Regions from separate parts of the Homo sapiens genome. Here all the other regions are linked to region 1. A link is a loop called in an ENCODE intact Hi-C map of the cell type or tissue named here. Cell type or tissue: IMR-90. All regions are shown on one strand.

Evidence for each region. A loop is a pair of places that touch in the nucleus more often than their neighbours do. Peaks named below come from ENCODE experiments on the same cell type or tissue, not always from the same donor. Only the 100,000 strongest peaks of a DNase experiment are listed, where the experiment ranks them.
Region 2: a loop joins it to region 1, with 2.6 times the contacts of the local background. A loop is called at or near these places in 2 of 110 quality-filtered maps.
Region 3: it touches region 1 in a loop (4-fold over the local background); 2 of 110 quality-filtered maps call a loop at or near these places.

Annotation. Positions count from the first base shown.
Region 1 is chr16:66,267,313-66,275,312 of GRCh38, forward strand. No RefSeq gene overlaps it. Among named protein-coding and RNA genes, the nearest start is that of CDH5, 95 kb to the right of the region's middle. In IMR-90, CTCF peaks have their summits at 3,294 (motif pointing left), 6,885 (motif pointing left) and 7,292 (motif pointing right); a DNase peak (open chromatin) is centred at 1,119; H3K27ac peaks cover 1,919 bases.
Region 2 is chr16:65,331,473-65,339,472 of GRCh38, forward strand. All of the region lies in intron 8 of LINC00922 (long intergenic non-protein coding RNA 922), which reads right to left. All of the region lies in intron 2 of LOC124903780 (a long non-coding RNA gene), which reads left to right. Among named protein-coding and RNA genes, the nearest start is that of LINC02126, 160 kb to the left of the region's middle. In IMR-90, no CTCF peak of the experiment used is centred here; a DNase peak (open chromatin) is centred at 4,839; H3K27ac peaks cover 208 bases.
Region 3 is chr16:66,075,881-66,083,880 of GRCh38, forward strand. No RefSeq gene overlaps it. Among named protein-coding and RNA genes, the nearest start is that of CDH5, 290 kb to the right of the region's middle. In IMR-90, no CTCF peak of the experiment used is centred here; DNase peaks (open chromatin) are centred at 4,001 and 6,281; H3K27ac peaks cover 1,055 bases.

The DNA.
Region 1 (8,000 bases):
GAGCAGATGTTACCAGCCCACTTCTGGATAAGCCCAACGAGCTCAGAAATCTTCAAGAAGCAACTGGACCAGTGGGAAATGCAGGTCTGGGTGATTCCAGCCTGAGGCCTGAGACTGAGCCCAGTTTCCTCAGGCTCCAGACAACTGGGTGGCCAGGACCCGGCCGGTCAGCCCCATCTGGGGTGGTCAGGGTGGGGCACAGATGCTGAAAGTCGCTCCCACTGTGCACAGGTGGGGCCCTGGCTGAGGCAGGTCAGGACCTCGTGACCTGTTACCCCCCCCCCACACACACACAACCACACACACAACCATTCATACCCATGGAGAAACTGGGCACAATCGTAGACACACAAGTCTCACACAAGCTGACATATATGCGGGTTGACCCACAAACACACACACACACACACACACTGCCTGCTGGGCTGGTCTGGCAGGGCCTGGGGTAGGTCAGTCCTTTGAGGGGAAGGGCAGCTGCTCTTGTATTTCTGCCTGGGTCCCCCCGAAGGCAACAAGATATCAGCCCTTGAGTCTGGACTCTGGCCAAGGGGAGAGGGGACAGAAGGAATGAGAGTTAGAAGAGAGCAACGCAGCAGAAGAGGAGAGGGAGAAGAGAACAAAAGGAAAAGGAGGGAAGGAGGAGGGGGAAGAGATGAGGAAGAGCAGAGAAGGAAGGGTGCATGAGGAAGAGGGAAGCGGGGAAAGGAGGACAGGGAATGGGACAGGGGAAGGAGAGAGTGCAGGAGTAGGCCCTCTCGTAAGCCCCAGCGAGGGCAAAAAACATAATCTCCAGGTCTGGAATCAGACACATAATACATTGGACTTCTATGAGCACGTGTGACCTTATGCAAGTTACTCAACATCTCTCAGCCTCAGTTTCTTTTTCTCTAAAATGGAGATAATACAGTAGCCCCTTTCATAGAGAGGCATAGAACATATTGAACAGTCCCAGGTACATGGGAGAGCTTGATAAGGTTGCAAGAAAGATGGAACAGGTACTGGAGGCCCGAGCAAAGTCATATGCTTCCCGTATCCGGCCCGTGGTGAGTGCTTGGAGGATTTAACTGCTGTTATTTCTAATACTGCCGTCATCTTCCTCACATGCCAGGCACTGCTCCAAGTGTCTTTGTATCTATTACCTCATCTGACCTGCCAACAACCTTACAAGTGATTAGACTCATGATCCCTATTTTATAGATGGGTTAGGCAGAGGCCCAGAGAGGTTGAAAAACGACTTGTTCAAAGACACACAGCTGGCAAGTGGTGAAGCCAGCATACAGGATGGTCTCCAAAGCTTACATTTGCAACTGTCACTACAGGGCACAGTATTTCCTGTTTAAATCATGATTTTTAAAAATTAAAGTAAATGGCAGAGCATGGTGGCTCATGCCTGTAATCCCAGCACCTTGGGAGGCTGAGGCAGGCAGATCACCTAAGGTGAGGAGTTCGAGGCCAACCTGACCAATATGGTGAAACCCCGTCTCTACTAAAAATACAAAAATTAGCCGGGCATGGTGGTGGGTGTCTGTAATCCCAGCTACTTGGGAGGCTGAGGCAGGAGAATCACTTCAGCTGGGGAGGCGGAGGTTGCAGTGAGCCGAGATCACACCACTGCACTCCAGCCTGGGCAACAAGAGCGAGACTCCGTCTCAAAACAAAAAGAAAAAATAAAGTAAACAAGGTGGGATCCTAATAACCAACATTTATTGAGCATGTGCCATGTGCCAGGCCCTGTGCAGAATGTTTATGTCCTTGAATGCTCACAATGACCTCAAGAAATACATAGTATTAATATTTTTAATGAGGAAACAGAAGCACAGAAGGGTTAGGTAATTTGCTCAGGGTCACCAGCCAGGAAGAGAAGGACCCAAGTTCAAGCTCAGGTAGTGCTCCCAGAGACATCCTCTTCACCACTCAGCTAGAGATAGATCAACCTCATATTGTGATATTGAACAGTCTCTAAGATACATTTTTAAAATATATTTTAAGTCAAAAGCAAGGTATAGAGCAGCCTGTCTACGGTGCTATATTTTCTAAAGGAGACATATGGCCTGACACGTTTTTCTCTGCACAGAGTATCTGGAAAGCTATGTAGGAAGCTTGTACCAATTGCTGCCTGCAGGAAGAGGAACTGGGAGGCTGGGGTCAAGGAGGCAGAGAGATGCAGCACTTTTAGACCCTTTCCATATTTTATCCCTGCCTTTAAAAGGATGAATGTGTAGCGTCCCTTTCAGAAAGAAATGATTTTCACTCCTTGGTCAGTTTCATGGAGACATGGTGTTAGCTGGTATTTCCAGAGGGTACTCCCTGCTCAGGACTCGGGTTACGGGGAGGCCCGAATTTCTGTGTGATCTGTCACCCTCCAGTTGGAAATGACCCTCTCATTGTTGACAGCACACTAGAACAAGTTTGTCCAACTTGCGGCCTGCGGCCCAAGGTGAGTTCAGGGTTCCAACAATCAAGTCAAAGATGCCTGGAGGGAGGGAGGGAGGGAGGGAGGGGGCTGGGGGCAGCAGGATAGACCCTGCACTGCACAGGAAAGCAGGTCCCCTCTGCGGAGGGGAGACCCGGAATCAAACCAAGAGTCCTCTGCTGAACCAGCAGTTAGAGAGAGGGAGGGAGGGGAGACAGGGAGGGAGGGAGAGAAGAGGAAGGGAGGGAGACAGGGAAGCAGGGGGAGGGAGAGCCCCAGGAAGAACGGAAAGCAGGAAGGAGGGAGGGAGGGAAGAAGAGAGACGAGGAGGGAGGGGAGGGAGAGAGAGAGGGAGGGGGGAGGTAAGGCCCCAGGAAGGAGGGAGGGAGGGAGAAAGGAAGAAAAGAAGGAAGGGAGGACGGGAGGGAGGGAGGGAGAAGCAGAGGAGAGGGAAACGAAGAGAGAAAGGAGAGGGTGGAAGAAAGGAAAAATGGAGGGAGAGGAAGGGGAGAAAATGAAGGAGGGAGGGAGGAAAGCAGCCTTCTCTGGTGCTGAGATCAGAGGGATCTCAGCCGGGATCTGGCTGAGTGCGGCACCGAGTTCAGGGCCCAGTGACTGAGAAGAGAAACCTGAAGGCCTCGAGCTGAGGAGCTGCCACGCGGGCGGCAGGCGGTGCCACTTTGCAGAAGCGCAAACTGAGGCCAGAGGGGCAGCGGATCTCAGCTGGGTCCCCACGCTCGGCAGGAGACCGGGTGCTCCCCGCGGGGCCTGTGAGCGGGCCGCCAGGGCTGGGCTGGGGGTGGCAGCGCCGAACCGGGAGCGCAGCGCAGGGTCCGGGTTCGCTGGGAGGCCGGCGGCGGCCGCGTGGCCACAGCGCCCCCTGGCGGCTACGGGAGTCCTGCACGCAGCGGCCGCGTCTCCACGCCTTCCTGGAGCAGAAGGTTGCCTGCCCGCTGCGTGGCCCCCGGGTTCCCAGACAGCCCGCCCCGTCCCTAGCGCTCCGAAATGGCTGCCACCTGGCGTCTGGCCTGGGCAAACGAGGTATCCCATCTGTATGTATTTAAAAGCGGACAGCAGGGTGCCCGCTGCTGTCACCCCACCGCCTAAAGAGGATAGACACTTATCTTCCCCTAAATGTGTAATTAGCAATTCCAGTGTGACCCCTCTCCTCATCGGACTTTAGTTCAAACTCAGGCAGCGGAAGCCATGTCCTTTTTCTGTGTGAAATTTAGGATTCCAAAAGGACAGCCCCTGCCGTCTGCACTGCCCACCCTAGTAACAGCTCACACCTTCCCATCCTGGCTTCCCTGGATCTAAGCACTTCTCAGGCGTTAGTCCTCACCTCAGACCGATTATTATCCCCTCCTGGGCGAGGTAACTGAGACACAGAGAGAGATTAAGGAACTCACCCAAAACCACACAGGTAGAGGGGAAGCTAGGATTTTAACCCAGGCAGCCTTGATTGCAAAAGAGAAAAGGGGAGAAAAGGAATGAGAGGGGGCAGAAAGAGAAAATTTACTTCTAAGACAAGGCAGTGCTGGAGCGCGTCTGCCTCCATTTTGTGTGAGGGGTCTAGGAAGCCTTATTAGAAGTCTCCCAGCTCCTTTCCAGAGCCTGGCATCAGGATGAGGCAGTGAGGCGGGGAGCCCCAGACTGGGCTCACACACAGGGAGCTGCCCAGGCCAAGGTTTGGGCAGCTGAATGGAGGGAGAGGAGTTCTGCCCGCCCCACCCCATCCCATGCACCCAGGCCTCTCTATCTCTGCTGGCCTGGGGATGGGTCCACCAGGGTAGAGGTAAGCAGGTTTTGGAGAAGAATGCATCATGGAGCTTATGCCTGTCTAGGTGACTTCTCCAAGCCTCAGAAGATGCCCGTGGCACAGTGACTCACTGTGGCTTCAGATTCAGCTCTGGCCCTCCCTTCTCTCGAGCCCCACCCTTGGAAGAAATGCAAGGACAGAAACTTCACTGAACTCCTGATTTTTGTGCCTGGCCCCAAAGACAAGGGGGCTAGGGTCTGTGCATTCCAGAGACTTCCTCTTAGCTGAGATCTGAAATCCCCAAGTTTTCCAGTCAAGCTGTTGTAAACCCGTCCAGATCTCTGCGCACCTCCTCCCGGTGGCCTGCAGACTGCAGAGCTGAGCCCAGAGGCCCAGTTCAGTGGGCAGGCTACAGGGGAGGGAGGGGAACCAGAGCCAGAAGGAGAGGGGCGTCTCTGAGACTGGGCTCCCACATTCACCTGGAATCATCTTTGAAGTGGAAAGATTAACACGGGATTCAGTTTCCCCTTTGTGAATGAGTGGTGTTGGAAACTACACAGAGATTCCTCTGTGCCGGTCAGGCCCTGCAACCCCAGGACCAAGAGAGGGATGAATCTTGATAAAACCTTGGGATGGAGAAAGGCAAGAAGGGTGCCATTCACACACACCCCATCAGTCTCATTGTTCCCTGCCATTACCACTACCCTGGAGAAGGACACCAAACAGCTGCTTATTAAAACACATTACCTGAGGCCAGGCTTGGTGACTCACATGTCCAATCCATGACAGGCAGGTTGCTTGAGGCCAGGAGTTCGAGACCAGCCTGGCCAACACGGCAAAACCTCATCTCTACTAAAAATACAAAAATTAGCCGGACGTGGTGGTGCATGCCTGTAGTCCCAGCTTTCTGGGAGGCTTAGGCATGAGAATTGCTTCAACCCGGGAGGCGGAGGTTGCAGTGAGCCAACATGGTGCTACTGCATTCCAGCCTGGGTGATAAAGCAAGACTCTGTCTCAAAAATAAAAATAAAAATAAACACATTACCTGAGCCGCTGAATGTGTCAACACTCAGATGGACTCGCTCTTTCTTTGTAAATGGCTGGACCTTGGTGCAAGGCATGCTGGGAACTTGGATCTGTGGGGACGGGGGTCTGGGGAGCCCCTGACACCTTCCTGGAACAGGCCATGCTCCTCCCACCAGCCTCAGGCCCTTTGCATGTGTGGCTCGCTCTGCCTCGACTGCTCTCCCCCTACCCCTTTCACCCATGACACAATGAGTCTTTCTTCAGCAGCAAGAAAAATGGTTTCTTCTCCAGGAAGCTTTTCCCGAGCCTAGTGTAAAGCTCTAAGGCAGCAGGGGTCAGGTGGCTTATGTGGGGTTCCCAGAAGGCACAGCCTGAGATAAGACTGGAGTGCAGGTTGTTTATTTGGGAGAGGTTCCCAGACAGCAAGAGTGAAGGATTGAGGGAAAATGGCATAGGGAGGAGTAAGATCATTAAAAGTTGTGTTGCGGTCATCAATGCTTTGGGCAACAGAGGCTCAGTGCAGCTGGGACCTCCTGACAAGCAGCATGAAGTCCCCAGAATCAGTCCCCTAAAGGCCAAGAGCCTGGAGCATTCATCCACCAGCTCCCAGCCCTCATTGGCTGAGAGCTTCCCCGGACAAGATTCATGCCCTGTATTGACTGCATTTTCTTATTTTCTGTATTCCTGATGCTCCGGCATTTGGGGCCTTGATCCTGGAGAGACTGCCCCTCCCAGAGCTAGCTAATTCCTAGAGACAGCAAAGGACTCCCCTGTGACTGCACCTTTGATGTACAAAGCAATCGTTCCAGAGCCCACACCCCCAACCGTCCAACTGCCAAGTCAATATTCTCTCTGCCCTAAATCACTACAGGGCCAAGAACCAGACAACTAGGAATGACCTTGAAAGCCCAGAGCCCTCCACAGTGATTCACACTATCCATCCTAAGCTAACTCAGTCTACCTACCCTGCCTTGCCCACACCTTCCCAAGAAATCCTCAACAAAGGCTCTGAGCCTTGCTCTCCCCTCTCCCTCTTCTGCCTTCTGACCCTGGCGCTTCCCATGTGTTCCAGGTAGCAGTGTGCAGTGCCTCCCATTTCTAGAGTACTTAGTATAAACTTCTTCCTTTATGACAATCATCTCCCTGCCTGCGTGTCTGACCATACTGATTAAAACAAATCCTGGGTACATTTTAACTCGTGCCTTCACACCGCCAGGCTTGCATGGGCTAAGAGTGTTCCCACAACGCTGGAGAAGACCCTGAGGCAGAAAACCAACAGGCATCTGTCCCATACATGAAGTGGATGCTGTAAGAGCAAGGCAAGCTTTCTGAGCTGTCAGGGAAACGGCCACCGGCCACTGTCGCTGGCACTGAAATCACAGCTGGCCAAGGAATGTGATGAGCAGGGTGCCAGAGGTGTCTGCTGCATCCCATGTGCTTGTTTGCTTGTTTTTCTCACCATTGATCCCCCAGTGCCTAGCACAGTACTGGCATGGTGTGGGGACTTAGTCATTACCTGCTGAACTCATGAATTGAATTAGTGAGTGACTGAGTGAGTGAACCTTGTAAGCCCCAAAGGAGAATGACTAACAGTCCAATAGAAGACATTCAAAGGTTCCCAGCCAGTGAGGTCCAGTGGTCAAGTTTATCCCAGCAATAACCCAGCTAATAGCACCCTCCAGTGGCCAAGGTCCCAGGGCTGGTCAAAGCTAGGTCAGGTGGCGGAGCTGTCAGCCCAGCAAGGAAACTGAGGCAGAAAACTAAAGGAGTTCATGGGATGTTAAGCCTTCACTCCTGCAATGGCTTGCATTTAAACAAGACTCCTTACAGGCCCCAGGGCAAGATCAGGTATGGGCGGGCGTAGTGAACACGAAGAAGCCCAGAGATTTACAATGGGCAGGACCAGGGTAACAAATCCAAACAGAAAAATAGAATCCATAAACCTCTTCTCCTAGGCTTCAGAAGGTTCCAGATTCATCTCCCTGAATGGCCACCACAGAGAAGTGGCACAAGAGTGTCACACCTAGGGTGCAAAGGACTGCCTGCTATCCATCATAATCATAAATGTGTATACTGTCATAAACTTCCAGAAGATGGCAGTAAAGAGACTCATGCTAAGAAAATCAGTACATTACAATAATTTTCCATATATGGAAGTGTCTTGAGAAAGGGAGAGGTTTTGCCTAATCTGTTTAAATGTGCTGTGTGACCTGGTGAGCAGATTTTTTTCCCTTCCTCAGTGAGTTTTGCCCAGGCTCAGAAACCCCGCAGGCCCCTAGAGCATAAACCAAGGGAAAGCAAAAGTCAACAGACATACAGGCAAGGAAGCGGGGGCAGGTGGCGGGGCAAGGCTGGTTTCCTCTGCGTCTCCTTGGTTGCATCTCTAGCCTCATTCGTGCAATAAACACTTGCTGAACTCTGTTGGGCACATTGGGGGTGGGTGAGGGACACATATGACCAAGATTGGGTCCTTTTGCTCAGTGTCATGGAAAAAAGACTGATATGGTTTGGATCTGTGTCCCTGGCCAAAGTTCATGTCAAATTGTAATCCCCTGTGTTGGAGGCGGGGTCTGGTGGGAGGTGACTGCATCATGGTAGTGGGTTTCTCATGAATGGTGCAGCACCACCCTCTTGGTGCGGTTCTCATGATAGTAAGTGAGTTCTCATGAGATCTGGTTATTTAAGTGTGTGGCACCTCCCCTTTCACTGTCTCTCTCTCTTGCTCCTGCCCCTGCTATGTAGGACACCTGCTCCCCCTTTGCCTTCTGCCATGATTGGAAGCTTCCTGAGGCCTCCTCAAAA
Region 2 (8,000 bases), 940 kb before region 1:
ATTCTCTTCCTCCTCTTGCTTCTATTTCTCTTCTTCTGTCTTTCATTTTTCATCTTCTTTTTTTAACTTTTATTTTCAGTTCAGGGGTACAAGTGCAGGTTTGCTATATAGGTAAACTTGTAATGTGGGGGTTTGCTGTACAGATTATTTTTGTCACACAGGTATTAAGCCCAGTATCCATTAGTTATTTCTCCTGATCCTCTCCCTCCTCTGACCCTCCACCCTCCAATAGATCCCAGTGTGTGTTGTTCCCCTCTATGTGTTCATGTGTTCTCATCATTTAGCTCTCACTTATAAGTGAGAACACGTGGTATTTGGTTTTCTGTTCCTGCATTAGTTTGCTAAGGATAATGTCCTTCAGCTCCATCCATGTTCCTGCAAAGAATATGATCTTGTTCTTTTTTATGGCTATGTAGTATTCTATGGTGTATTAAAAAAGTGGGCAGAGGATGTGAACAGACACTTTTCAAAAAAAGACATACATGCAGCCAATAATCATAGGAAAGAAAGCTCGACATAATCAAAAATGCAATTAGACACCATCTCACACCAGTCAGAATGGTTATTAATAAAAAGTCAAAAAATAACAGCTGCTGGCAAGGTTGTAGAGAAAAAGGAAAGTTTATTCACTCTTGGTGAGAGTGTAAATCAGTTCAACCACTGTGGAAGACAGTGTAGTGATTCCTCAAAGACCTAAAAAGAGAAATATCATTCAACCCAGCAATCCCATTACTGGGCTTATACTGAAGGGAATATAAATCATTCTAATATAAAGACACATGCATTCATATGGTCATTATGGTACTATTCACAATAGCAAAGACATGGAATCAACCTAAATGCCCATCGGTGGTAGACTGGATAAAGAAAATGTGGTACATATTTTTTTCTCCTCTTCCTTTTCCTTCTTCATGCATCACTCTCAAACACACACACAAGCACACACACACATGCACATACACACACACCCTAGTGAGGATTTAAGGGGTGGGCTTTGATTTCCATACCCACATTGGAGACTGTAACATACCAGAGTGGTCCAAAAGAAGTCCACATTTCATGAGGAACTACTTAGGTCTTCTTGAGGAAATGTTGAAGAAGCTTTTCAACCTAATATTTGGAATCTAAAACTTTAGAGCTTCAGATAATAAAGAGGCAGAAGAGATTCAGTTTGGTAAAAGTATTCTGAGATCCTGAGAGTCACTCTGCAGCACAGAGTGAAATCTTGTCAAGGTCCCTGGCTCTGTGTCAGTGACTTGGGACTCAATTGACTTTCAGTGAAGACCCAGAGTAATCTATGTAAATATCTTAGGAGTAGTGAGCAAGACATCTGAAGGAACACTCTCACTTGTTGGTGGGACTTTCTTACTCCTCCAAGAGTAAGGAGGAAAGAGACTCTGCAAAGACAGCCAAAGAAGGCATTAGAAACCCTGGCTGCACAAGGCAGGCATCAGAAGCCCCTGGTATGGCAACTTCCATTCATGTTGTCAGGTGGCTGGCACCACTCTAGGCAGGGAGAACAAGAGTGGAATGGGTGGCAGATATAGGATGTATTTAAATTCAGCCAAATAAAATGTTTCAGGTTCTCAAGCTTCTTCTAGAACAAGAGACAGAGCATAACACCCTTGAAGCTCCTCTGATTTGTCTTTGTGCAGAGATGGTACAAACTTCCATTTGTAGCCCTGCTATAAAATACAGGCATATCCTTGATGTTGCTGTTTTCTGGGGGAAGAAAGGATCAACTCTGTATCACTGTTCCCTGCATAGAATAACTAAAACAGAATGCCTCATAGCGTGTAAAGGTATTTCGAACAAGAACAGTATTAAAAAAAAATTCTCAAAACCTCCAGTTTATTTTTCCAAGCCTAGGTTGATCTGGCCTAATCTTTTTCCATGGGACATTTTCCTCTGTTCTGTCTTTTTTGGCTCCAGACTCAATATAAAAAAAATATTGTTTAAAAAATGAAACAGATGGCTGACATCATAAGGAAAGACCTGACGGGGTTTCTGGAAAGGACGTAGAGGTCCAAGGATTGTTTTGAAACTTTTCCTGCTCTTGTCCTTGAGGACAAAAACTGGGAGGAAAGAGGTGGAGAGGTGATATAAAACTGATTAGAATTTGGCAGGGGAAAAAAAAACACAAACTCCTGGAAGATAGGCACATTCTATAGACTTGGCTGAAAAATCTTGTTTCTCCAATTTTGCTGAGATATACAATATAATTTTATCTTATTTATTGTCACTATTATTATTATTATTATTGAAGGAAGCTGAGTTAGAAGAACTTGCCTTGAGTAATAATTAGAAGAACATAACAAGATGCTTCTCTACTGACTTCCAGCGAGAAGATTCTATATAATTGTTCTATTGACAGTGTTTTGAGAGATGTGACGCTGAAGAATAAACAAATCTAAAAATTATTAGGCATGATGGCTTGCCAATTAGATGTTAATTCATTCTAAATGGTTGATCAGCTTCAAGGGAAGTGTGCAGATGCACACTGCCATTTCATTGATTTTGTGCTCAGTATTGATGAAGGAGGATGGGACTTCATGCTCTGTGAGGAAAGATACATTTAGCACGATCACGGCAGCCATTGGGAATGAAGAAGCCCCAGCTGATGGCTTAAGAAAGGAAAAAAGATGATCCCAGAGAACCAACTGGTGAATAAACAACAAGTCTACAGGCTGCAAGGCTTGTGTCTGGTGAAGGAAAAGCAGAAAGCCTGTTTTGAGTTCCAACCCATAAAAATATGAGCATCAGCAGTACTTTTTGTAAAATAAATGAGGTGCCAGGGCTCACATGATGTTAAATTATGAAATGTCTTCCTCCCTCCTCCTCTCTTCCTATATTCCTCCTCCCCTCTTCTTTATTCCCACTAACTTGTGAACTTGTTGTTCTTGCCAGAGGAGTCAGTAGAGGTGGGAATGTTAATTTATTGAAGGCCTTCCCAATGAATGGTGTTTGTAAGCTGCTGGTGAGTTGGTGAGCTGAACAGATGTACGTCGTGTAAGTAACCTTCTAGAGCAGGGAAAATGGAGTTACAAACTCCTGATTTCTTTCAATTTAAATCAATTTACTAAATATTAATTAGTTACTACTCTGTGACAGGTAGCAGTTGCAGCTACAAAGGAAGTAAACGAGGTAGGATGTGCTCTCGGGAAACAGTCTAGGATGAAAGACAGACAACAAAGACATCATCATGCAAAGTGATGAGTATCATTCTAAGAAATGGAGAGGCACAGAAACAAGATAAACTAGTTGTATATGGTGATGAGATTGCTCAGGAAAGTCTTTTTTAAATGCTTAAGATTTGAGTCAGTTTTGAAGAGGAGAATGAAATGGGTTTGCATTTTAAACGAGGGGGAAGGTATGGAACTCCAGGAAGCAGGAGCCACATCTGCAAGGCACGGAAGTGAGAAATGTCTGGTGTGTTACAAAATAATCCAAGTACTTTGGTATCGATAAAGTACAGTTTTGTATAATCAAGTAATGAAGTGCAGATCTGCAGAAAGCCATCAGACAGCAGGATTTCTCCAAAGAAAGAAGAAAAAATGGAGTTTGGTGAACTCCATCGTTAGCTAGCAGGGAGGACAGGAGTTCAATGCAGCTTCTAGTTCCATGTGTGAAGTTAACAAAGGATAAAGATAGCAAAGTGTCAAACACCGGAACTTCTGATACTTTCCCATACATGTTAATCTCTTCTCGTTCCGTCAAAATAGTTACCAGTGAAACTTTAAAAGGAATATGGGTCTTTGGGCATTTTTCTTCAAGAGAAACAAAACAAAGAGGAACTGGGAAACTACCACACAGGCAGGGGTGCAAACTTCCCCAGGGCATCAGAGTAGGTTAAGGCAGCTATAGAGAAAGAAAGCCAAGTGGACTATAATAGTAAACCTCATCATGGGGGACGGGGAATGAGTGGTATGCATGAAATACCTGTTCGAATCTGAGAAAGGGCCCAGGGTTATGGGACAGTTACTAAGAAAGGATATTTTTTTCCTCACGTATAAATCAGTCCAAAGCATGCTTTCTCAATGTGAACAAGATGTCTCCTGGCCCCAGGAAAAGACATGAGGCTGCATCCAACACCATACCAAGGTCTGGAAGAATCAACAAGCTTGCTATTCTCTGCTTTTGGTGCTAAATAATACTGACCTGAGAACCTTGTCTAAGAATGGAATGGGTTTATTAATTTTGATAACCAAGGGAATCAGCCACTTTGGAAGCAAAGTGAAAATATACAACTTATTTTTTAGAAGCAAAACTTAAAACCCTTCCAGAAAAAAAAGAAACATAACACAAAACCATATACTCAGAATCGTTAGATTCTGGAGAGGAAATACAATATAGAGACTAGAATCTAAATGCTGCTAAATAAATGGAATTCTCTAAGCCAAGCACAGTGATGTACTCCTGTAGTCACAGCTACTGGGTAGGCTGAGGCAGGAGGAGCACTTGAGCCCAGGAGTCCAAGGCTGTTGTGCACTATGATCATGCCTGCGAATAATCACTGCCTTCCAGCCTGGGCAACAAAGGGAGACCCTGTAACTGGAAAAAAAAAAAAGAAAGGAAAAAGAAATGGAAATGGAATTCATCCCAATCTCTCCTTTCTGAATAGACAGAGAGTCTGACGGGTACATATATGGTGGAAAGATGGACTGCTTCATGTGCAAAAAGGAGTAACCATGCTGCCTATCACATGGAGTCACACGGGGAGCTACTTACTGAAAATGTCTTCCTTCTCAAATATCTGACATACAGTAACTTCTCCATATTTATGCCCTAGGAGGAACAGCTGAAGAATGTACAATGACTAATGGTCTCCCTGTGGGGGCTGGGGAGATCAAATTCATGAAATTATTTCCTATTTATTTAAACTCATAGTGTTGGAATTAATCATTTAATTTCAGCAAGATGTTTCAGAGGTGTGGAATGTTGGATGTCTATTGAATAATGGCATTCTAAAAAAAGTGGTAAGGTCTCATTACAGAGATACTTATCTCTTCTTGACATCGGCATTGAGATGTAGGTTTAGCAGTAGCCTCACAGATGAGGAAACTGAGGTTGAGTAACTCAAGCTTCCATTGCTACTAAGTGGAAGAATAAAAATCAATAAAAAGGACTGCCTCATCAAAAATAATGCTCTTTTCAACAAAGATTCAGGGACAACTGGATATCCATATGCAAAAGAATGAATTTGGATCCTAGCTCCACATCATACACAAAAATTAACTCAAAATGGATCTTAGAATTAAATGTAAGAGCTAAAACTCAGACTGCCATGACACAAGTTTACCTATGTAACAAACCTACATATGAACCCCTTAACTTAAAAGTTAAAAAAATTTCTCAATATTTTAATGTGTGGATAAATAAAAACTAATTTCTCAGTAGTAAGAACAATGGTCTTAGAGATAATAGGACCTGTGATTGCTTTCCAAGTTTACCAGTAAATAGCTGTATACTGAAGGTTATATTGCCTAACATAGTCAGCTGGCCAGTAATTCAATTATCCATTTCTTAGATGTTCAATATATGACAGATTCTGATCAAAGTAACAGAAATTATGTAGAGAACAAAACAAGAGCTGCCCCTCTCTAATGGATAAACAATGGTTTCCTGGATAAGACACTAAAAGCACAAGTGAAAACAGGAAAAAAAAATAGATAAATTGAATAACATCAAAATTAAATACTCTCGTGCTGCAAAATATATTATAAATGAAAAGACAACTTACTATTCAATAATATAGAGACAACCCAATGAAAACATAGGAAAAAAATTGATGTTTCTCCCAAAAGGTATACAATGGTTAATACATACATAAAAAGATGCTCAACATTCTTAGTCATTAAAGAAATGCAGGCCAGGTGTGGTGGCTCACGCCTGTAATCCCAGCACTTTGGGAGGTGGAGGCAGATGGATCATGAGGTCAAGAGGTTGAGAACAGCCTGGCCAATATGGGGAAACCCTGTCTCTACTAAAAATACAAAAACTAACCAGGCGCGGTTGCAGGTACCTGTAATCCTAGCCACTCAGGAGTCTGAGGCAGGAGAATCACTTGAACCCGGGAGGCGGATGTTGCAGTGAGCTGAGATCACGCCACTGCACTCCAGCCTGGGCGGCAGAGCAAGACTCCGTCTCAAATTTAAAAAAAAAAAATGCAAATCAAAATTATAATGAGTATCACTTTATACTCATTAGGATAGCTAAAATCAAATGGATAGACAACACGTGTGGGTGAGCATGTGGGAAAATTGGAAGTTTCCTACAATGCTGGTGGAAATGTAAAATGGAACAGTCACTTTGGAAAACAGTTTGAAAGTTCCTCAAAATGTTAAACATAGATTTATCCTGTGACCCAGCAATTGCAGCCTTAGATATATACCTATGATAACTGAGAATGTACACCTGCACAAAAACTGGTACATAAACAATGCATAGCAGCATTATTCATAATAGTCAAAAGGTGGAAACAACTCATATATCCATCAACTGATGTTAAGATAAATACAATGTGATATAACCATACAATAGACTATTATTCAGCAATACAAGTGAAGTTCTGATACATGCTAACACATGGGGATAAATCCTGAGACATTATCATAAGTATAAGAACCACTCACAGAAGACCACGTATCCTATGATCCCATTTACCTGAAATGTCCAGAAGAAGCCAATCAACAGAAACAAAAAGTGGATTTAGTGGTTGCGTAGGACTGGGGATGGGGAGTGACTGTTATGGATGTGGGACTTCTTTTCAGAGAGATATAAATATTCTAGAATGAGGTTATGGTTACGGTTGCACAACCCAGTGTGTTTACTAAAAATATTACATATTGAACTTGAAATGATTTGTGTATGGCAAGTGGATTACCTCAATTAAGCTGCTTTAAAAATACAGGTTAACAGTCAAACAAACAAGTAGAAAACCCATGTTCTTTTACTATGTAGCATTTAAACTGTACACTATACTCCCAGAGTGGGATCTAGATTCATGCAAATTACTTCTAATCACAGTTCTCTCACTCACTACCTCTATGACTTTTGGTAGCATACCTTCTGGGCCTCAGTTTTTTTCCCTCTTAAAGTAGAAATAACAGTGCCCATGTCCTGGGATTGCCATGAGGATTAAACAGCGTACTTAAATGCTTAGCAGAGAGCCTGGTACACCTAAGTACCTTGTTAATTGTTGCCTTTTTTTTCATTCTTCCATTTTGCAAAAGGGATCCAGGCTTAGTCATGTCTGCCACTTCCTAACACCTGCAAACACGGCTCCCACCTGAATAGCAGTCACCATGTTTAATGGCTTTGTTTATTGTTGATGCTTGGTGTTCACACATGATAACACTCAACCGAGCAGCAGAATATATTGAGAAGAGCATGGACTTGTTCAAGATAGAAATAGGTCCAAAATGTGTTTCTTCCGTGATGGCTTATGAACTAATCCTTTCAAGCTTCAGTTTTATTAATCAATAAATGAGTCAGTAATGTCTGCCTAGGAAGGTTGTTATGAGGATCAGACACTGTGAACTGTGGTAAGATGGAAAACACCAAGCACAGTACTTGCCACTGAAGACACCACTAATATGAGCTCCCTTCTCTTTCCTTGCCTTCCATGCTTTCAGCCTCAATAAAATAAAATGATCTAATAAGGGAACAAAAATCCTCTTGACACGACAGAGAAAAAAACCACCTTGGCTGATATTTCCTCTGCCAAAAAGATCTTATCCAGAGCTTCTTAAATGACTCCAATTAAGAGGTATTTTTTGAAGACACACACGTACAGGGTTTTTTCCCCCTCTTTTTGCAGTGATCAGTTTAGACAGAAAGAAATAGACAGACTACTTCAATTTCACATAGAATTTGATGAAAAATTTAGAACTCTAACCACTCCTGTTCCCTAAATTGGCATTTATTAGAGTTATGAGGAGAGGTTGCAAGAGAAAACTACATCAAAAATATGCACAGGGCTTTTGGAGAGATACTTTCTG
Region 3 (8,000 bases), 190 kb before region 1:
CCAACAACATCATAGTCTACAGAGCAAATTCTAATAAATCTAAAACAAACTGCAGCACTAGTAAGTGAATGTATCAGTGTTGTAGAATACATAGACCTAACTATAAAAGCTAAAACTATAAAACTTTTAGGGAAAAAAAACTAAAATATTTTAGGAGAATTTTTTTTGAATATTTTTTGTGAATCTGCCCTAAATAATGTTGCTTATGATACAGAAAGACATAACCATAAAAAATTAGTTGAATTTATCAATTTTTTTAATGGCTTATGCTTATCAAAAGACACTGTTAAGAAAATAGGTAAGCCATAGATACGGAAAACTATTCATAACACACCCCTGACAAAAGATATGTAGAAGTTAGGTAATGTTCTACATATATATGCATATATACATTATATGGAAAAGACAGATGTTTTCTAAGTATATATGTGTATTAGTCCATTTTCATACCACTGCAAAGAATACCTGAGACTGGGAAATTTATAAAGAAGAGGTTTAATTGACTCACAGTTCCACATGGCTGGGGAGACCTCGGGAAATTTACAATCATGGCAGAAGGCAAAGGAGAAGCAAGTACCTTCTAAACAAGGTGGTGAGAAAGAGACAGTGAGGGGGGAACTGCCACACTTTTAAACCATCAGATGTCCAGAGACATCCCTCACTATCACAAGAACTGCATAGGGGAAATCCGCCCCCATGATCCAATCACCTCCCACCAGGTGCCTCCCCCTGACATGTGGGGATTACAATTCAACATGAGATTTCGGTGGGGACACAGAGCCAAACCATATTAATATATATCTCTACACGATATATATGTAATAGATACATAATACATATATACATACATATATAATCTTCTGCAATCAAATAATAAAAACAAATACAATAAAGCTAATAAAGAACAGGCAAAAGATTTGAACAGACATTTACAAAAGAAAGCATACATGTTTAAAACTTTGCTCAACAACTTTAGTCACCAAGGAATAGCAAATTAAAACTACAATGACACACCCATAGGATGGCTAAAATGAACCCCCAAAATTTGTGAAGATGTGAAACATTCAAAACTCTTGTGCCTTGCTAGTAATTGTAAAATATCATAACCACTCAGGAAAAAGTTCTGGTAGTTTCTTTAAAAGTTTAACATATATTTAGTCCACAACCAGCAATTCCACACCAAGGTATTCGCCTACAAAAAATGAAAGCAAATATCCACAAAAAAAGCATTACATATCCATAGAAGCTTTATTCACAACAACCAAAAACTGGCAGCAGCCCAGGTGCCCATCAGAGATGAAAGGAAAAACAAACTATGGAATATTCATACAATGGAATAATACTCAGCAATGAAAATGAACAAACCACTGACAAGACAAAAATATGATGCTAAGCAAAAGCCATTCCCACAAGAGTACACACTTCTTGGTGCCCTTTACAGGAATTTCTAGAACAGGAAACTAAACTACTGTTCTGATTTCTATCACTGAAGATATTTTTGTGGAGGTGGAGGGATGACTAGAAAGACACACAAGGAAGCTTTTGGGTTAGTGAAATGCCTTGATAGGAGTGTTGTTTACATGAGTACGTATGCCTGTCAAACAGGTTGACCTATACACTTAAGATCTGTGTATTTCACTGGATTTGAGTTAAACCACAGTTTTGCAAAATCTTACCTTCTATTTGTAGAAACTGATGTCATTTTAAAGTGGAAAAAGAAATGCAGAGAAGCTAGAAAAGCTAAGCAATCTTAAAGAGTGAAATTGATAAGGACTTTCACTGCCAGATTTCAAAACTTACGTAAAGCTATGGTAATCAAGAAGCTGTAGTATTGGTAATGAAAGATACATAGATCTGTAGAGGAGAATAGAGTCCAGAGAGATCCATACTTCTATAACCATTGATTTCTGGCCAAGGAAACTAAGCAATTCAATGGGGGAAAGAATTGTTTTAGCAATAAATGGCACTGGAACTCATATCGATTTATAAAAGGAAAAACTACCACACGTCTCAAAAATTAATTCAACATGGATCATACCTATTAGCATAAAAGCTTAAAACAATAAAACTGCCAGAAGAAACCACAGAAGAATACCTTTGCAAACTTGAGGTAGATATATTTTTAGACAGGAATGAGAAAATGTTAATCATAAGAGGAAATTTTGATAAATTAGATTTTTATCAAAATTAAAAATCTTTATGAAAATACATTAAGAAACAGAATAGATAAGACAAACTATGTGAAACTATTCACAAAATATTTATCTGACAAGCTCTTAAACCTAAATATGTGAAGAATTCCTCAAACCTCAATCATTATTTAAAAATTCATTTTTTTAGGGAAATCTGATTTTTAAAAAAGTTTTAATAGCTTTTGGGATATAAGTGGTTTTTGGTTACATGGATGAAATGCACAGTGATGAAGCCTGAGATTTTAGTGCACCTGTCATCCCAAGTACTGTGCATTGTATGCAATAGATAGTTTTTATCCCTCACCCCCTCTTGTCCTCCCCTCTTCTGAGTCTGCAACGTCCATTTTACCACTCTGTATGCCTTTGCATACCCATGTCTTAGCTCCCACTTATAAGTCACAACACAAGGTATTTGGTTTTTCATTCCTGAGTTAATTCATTTAGAATAAAGACCTCTACTTCCATCCAAGTTGCTGTAAACAATGTTATTTCCTTCTTTTTTAAGGCTGAGTAGTAGTCCATGGTGTATACATACCACATTTTCTCTATCCACTCAACGGTTGATGAGCACTTAGGTTGATTTCATATCTTTGCAGTTGTGAATCGTGCTGCAATAAATATGTACCTGCAGGTATATATGACTTCTTTACCTTTGGGTAGATACTCAGTAGTAGGATTGCCATATCGAACGGTAGGTCTACTTTGGGTTACCTGAGAAATCTCCATACTGTTTTTCATAGAGGTTGTACTAATTTACATTCCCACCAGCAGTGTGTAAAGTATTCCCTTTTCACCACATCCATGCCGATATCTATTGTTTGACTTTTTAATAATGGCCATTCTGGCTGGGGTAAGGTGACATCTCATTATGGTTTTATATGCATTTCCCTGATAATTAGTGATAAGAGCATTTCTTTAAATATGTTTTTTGGCCATTTGTCTATCTTCTTTTGAGAAGTGTCTATTCATGTTATTTGCCCACTTTTTGATGGGATTATTTGTTGGGGTGTTTTTTCTTGCTGATTTAAGTCTCTTGTAGATTCTGGATATCAGTCCTATATCAGATGAATAGTTTGCCAATATTTTCTCCCATTCTGTGGGCTGTTTATTCTGATTATTTCTTCTGCCATGCAGAAGCTTCGTAGTTCAGTTAGGTCCCATTGATTTATTTCTGTTTTTGTTGCATCTGCCTTTAGGGTCTTAGTCATAAGTTCTTTGCCTAAGCCAACATCAAGCAGTTTTTCCTAGGTTTGCTTCTACAATTTTTACAGTTTCAGGTCTCAGATTTAAGTCTTTAATCCATCTTGAGTTGATTTTTGTATATGGTGAGAGATAGAAATCCAGTTTCATTCTTCTACATGTGGCTATCCAGAAAAACTCAAATTTTAAAATGAGTAAAAAGACTTGAACAGGCAGTTCACAAAAGAAGGTATATGAATGGCCAATAAGAACGTGAAAAAGGGACTCAATAGCCCTACTATCAGGGAAATGCAAACTAAAACAAAAATGAGATTATAATCCTATCTAGACACACTGAAGTGGTTGACATTTGAAAGACTAACACCACCAATGGTTGGTAAGGATGTGGAACAATAGGAATTCTCCTACGTTAATGTCAGGAGTGTAAAACTCTGTAGCCCCTTTGGAAATCTGTCCAGCAGTTTCCCCTAAAGTTAAACGTTCACCCACGCTATGACCCAGGAATTCCACTCCTATGTGTTTAACCAAGAGAAATGAAAAGATATGGGCACAATATGAATTGTGAAAGAATATTCATAGCAGCCTTATTCATAATAGCCAAAAACTGGAAATAACCCAAATGTCCTTCAACAAGTCAACAAACAACTGAGTTATAAACATATAAAGGAATGCTCAGTAAAGAGGAATGAAACATTTATACATGCAACAACAGGAATGAACCTCAAAGACATTGTGTTGAAAAAAGCCAGATACAAAAGAATACATCCTGTACAATTCAATTTATGTAGAGTTCTAGAACAGGCAAAATTAATTTCTATTGAAAGAAATTAGAGCAGTATTTTCCTGAGGGCAAGGGGGATGGGGGACAGAATGGATTAGATGAGGCAGGAGGAATATTTTAGGGATGAAGGAAACGTTTTGTGTCTTGACAGGGATGTGGGTTACGTAGCTGTATGCATTTGTGAAAACTCATTAAATTTGACTCTTAAGATCTGTGCATTTCACTGCATATTATTTATATGTCAATTAAAAAACAAGGATCTAACATTTCAAAAGGAGAAAAGGGGAAAATAAAACATGTACAAAAGCCTGAGAAAATATCGGGAGGCAGTTAAGCAGTGATTAATAGCACGCAGGCATCAATGGAGGGCACCAAATCATGTTGAAATATTTGTATTCTTTAAAAATTTGTGGCTGGTTGCAGTGGCTCATGCCTATAATCCTAGCACTTTGGGAGGCCTTAGGAGGATCACTTGAAGCCAGGAGTTTCGGATCAGCCTGGGCAAAATAGCGAGACATCTTCTCTACGAAAATAAAAATTAAATGAAATTATCTGGGAATGGTGGTATGTGCCTATAGTCCTAGTTACTTGAGAGGCTGAGGTAGGAGGATTACTTGAGCCCAGGAGTTTATGGCTGCAGTGAGCTATGATTGTGCCACTGCACTTCAGCCGGGGCAACTGAGTGAGACTATCTTAAAAAAAAAAAAAAAAAAAAGAAAATTTGTTTTTTGAAATGATTCATTCTCCAGTGTTATCTATGATTGCTGTAAGTAATTCCTCCTGCCCCTCCTGTTGAAGCATACTTACATGGAGAAATATGCTAATTTTCTAGTAAGTTTACAATGGTGCCCTTAAGTATATACAGTTGGTTGGTCAAACCATAAAGCTGTAATCTGGTCTTTACCACTTACCAAATGGCACTGTCACCTACGTGAGGCCCAGGTAGTCAAGAATAAGCACCTGTATCAGTTCATTCTCACACTGCAATAAAGAACTTCCCGAGACTGGGTAATTTATAAAGAAAAGAGGTTTCATTGACTCACAGTTCCACATGGCTGGGGAGACCTCAGGAAACTTACAACCATGGCAGAAGGCAAAGCGGAGGCAAGTGCCTTCTTCCGACGCAACAGGAGCAAGAATGAATGCAGGAGGAACTACCAAACAACAGCTCTCGTGAGAATTCACTCACTATCATGAAAACAGAATGAGGGAACTGCCCCCATGATTCAATTACCTCCACCTGGTCTTTCCCTTGACACGTGGGGATTATGGGGATTACAATTCAAGATGAGATTTGGGGTGGGGATACAGCCAAACCATATCAGCACCTGAATGCTGAGCTGCCAGATGTGATATGAAACAATGAACATGATCACAGTATAGATCATTCTCAATTCCCCCTTAGCCTTTTTGGTGTTTATCCCAACAAGTGGGGCTTTTGTACACATTGGGCTCTAGTTTTCCTGAAACCATTTTCAGATGCTTTAAATGTACATGATATACCAAGAGATATTAAAGAAGCTTTCATCAAGTCACTTGGTGGGGATGACAAATTTAACCTAATTGTAGATCATGCATTCAAAAATAAATAAGCAGAACGCCAGATAGCTTAAATGTAGAGTAAACCATTTTTATTGGTGTTGAGAGGAGTGGTCTCATCTTTCCCCCACCCTCTTCCTTGGGTCTGGAAATTACCAAAATAGGATAATAAAGAGATCAGTTGCTGAGGGTGCTGAATTCAGACATGAAACAAATCATTTTTGTATAGTAACTCCCTAGATACTTACCATGAGGAGGCCCATATTGGCAGGGTGAGATGCTGACTGGTCTCTAAGATGCTGTATTTGGAAGGGTCTGAAGTCTTAGTCTACACTCATTTCTTACTCAGAGTGCAGCCGTTGGATTGAATACCACACGTGATTAGAAGTGGTTGGGTGCCCAAGTAACAAATAAGAGTCATCCTGCTTAAGGACAGAATAAAGCGAGTGTTCAGGCCTGGGTTTTCTCTTAGCAAATACAAGAGGTTGGTCCCAAGAGTTTACTTCAAACGCCTACACCTGATGTAAAGCTGGGGCAAGTTAAATAGAGCAGATGAGTCACACCTGAATCCTTCCCACTCCCATCCTCCTGAAGGATGTAGACCTCTCACCACCCAAAGTGTGGCCATGAGTCAGCAGCATGAGCACTGCCCTGGAGCTTGTTAGCAATTCCGAATCTCAGACCCCTCCCCAGACCTACAGAAACAGAGTCTGCACTTCTACAAAATCTCCATGTCATTCATATGCACATTGAAATTTGAGAAATACTAGTGGGAGTTAATTTGCTTTTATATAAGAAACAGATTGCTATGAGGGTTAAATCAGTTAATATTTGTAAAACATGTGGGACACACACATTTATTGTTCCACATGTTTTACAAATATTAACTGATTTAACTAATTAACTGATTTAACCCTCATGGCAATTTTCTTATGTAGGTATTTTTGTTGTCTCTGCTTTGTCTCCATTTCAAGGAAGAGAAACATAGGGCTCAGAGAAGTTAAGTGAGTTACCCAAGGTCACACAGCTGGTAAGTGGCAGAGCTGTGACTTAAAGTCTAGAAACCTAGTTCAATTTTCCATGCCTTTGCCACTCGATAATGTTGTTTAACAATAGTATATTGTTTAAATGATTCCAAGGAGAAACAAAAGATGTTTTGTACATTTGGGGAGAATCCATTTGTGTGTCCGGCCAGTTAATTCTACTGTGATTTAATAATGGACTTTAACATACTGATTTTTCTACCCTAAAAGGTACAAGATGAGGTTGCACTTATTTTAAGTGCTCTCTCCCAAAGAATCCAAAGATGTTTCTCCTATATTCTGTAAAATGGCGTGCTTGCTTAGTTTTCCCATTGAGGGTTGGAGAACTTGCGTACATTATCGGCTAGGTTTACTATTCTTATATACAAACCTGGAAAGGTTGCTTGAACTAATAACATAATGACAGGAGATGATTGAATCCACAATATGGAAAGCATTAAAACAATTTATTATATGATTTATATAAACAACTGCGCATCAAACAACAAATAGCCAGATTACTATTGTACATTTCTGGTATTAATTCAAATCTCTCCGCACCAAAGAATTAGGGAAACCATCAGGCACATGTACCATAAGGAAATGATTCTGAAATAATTATCAAAATGTCCATGTCTCTGACTATTCCATGTCTCAGAGGAGTGCATAGCAGACTAGTTACTTTCTGTTAGAAGCTCTTTCCATTAATCTCAATAAATAACATTTATTAAACATTTTGGTGTTGGATTTGCAAAATGCACACAATATCTGTCTGGACTGAATTCTCTATGATCCTCTGCAGTAGGGGATTTAAACAGGCCAGGCTGACTTCTGGCATCACTGCACACAACTCTTAGGAAGTGTGCTATGTAAAAAACTGCCCCTTGTTATGTAGGAAGGCTATTCATGCTAGACTTTTTTCCTGTGTTACTCTATGAAATGTCCCCTAGGTATTGTAGCTGTTTGTATTTCCTCTTCCTTTATGTTTGGGAAAAAGGCTTAAATTGTATTTTTGATTGACTAGAGTATTCTCTAGAAGGCCTATTTGTTCTTGTCTAAATTATGACCATAACCAATGGCCTTATTCCAAGTACCTTTTCATTTTCAAACTGGTATTTACATGGATAGCACCTAAAATTCTCTGAAACATGCTTTTTGAGAGGCAGCCTGGTATAAAGCAATGATTTAAAACTTGGCCTGCCTATTAGAATGGCCTGGAGTACATTTTAAAAATACCAATGTCCAGGCTCCACCCTTAAGATTCTC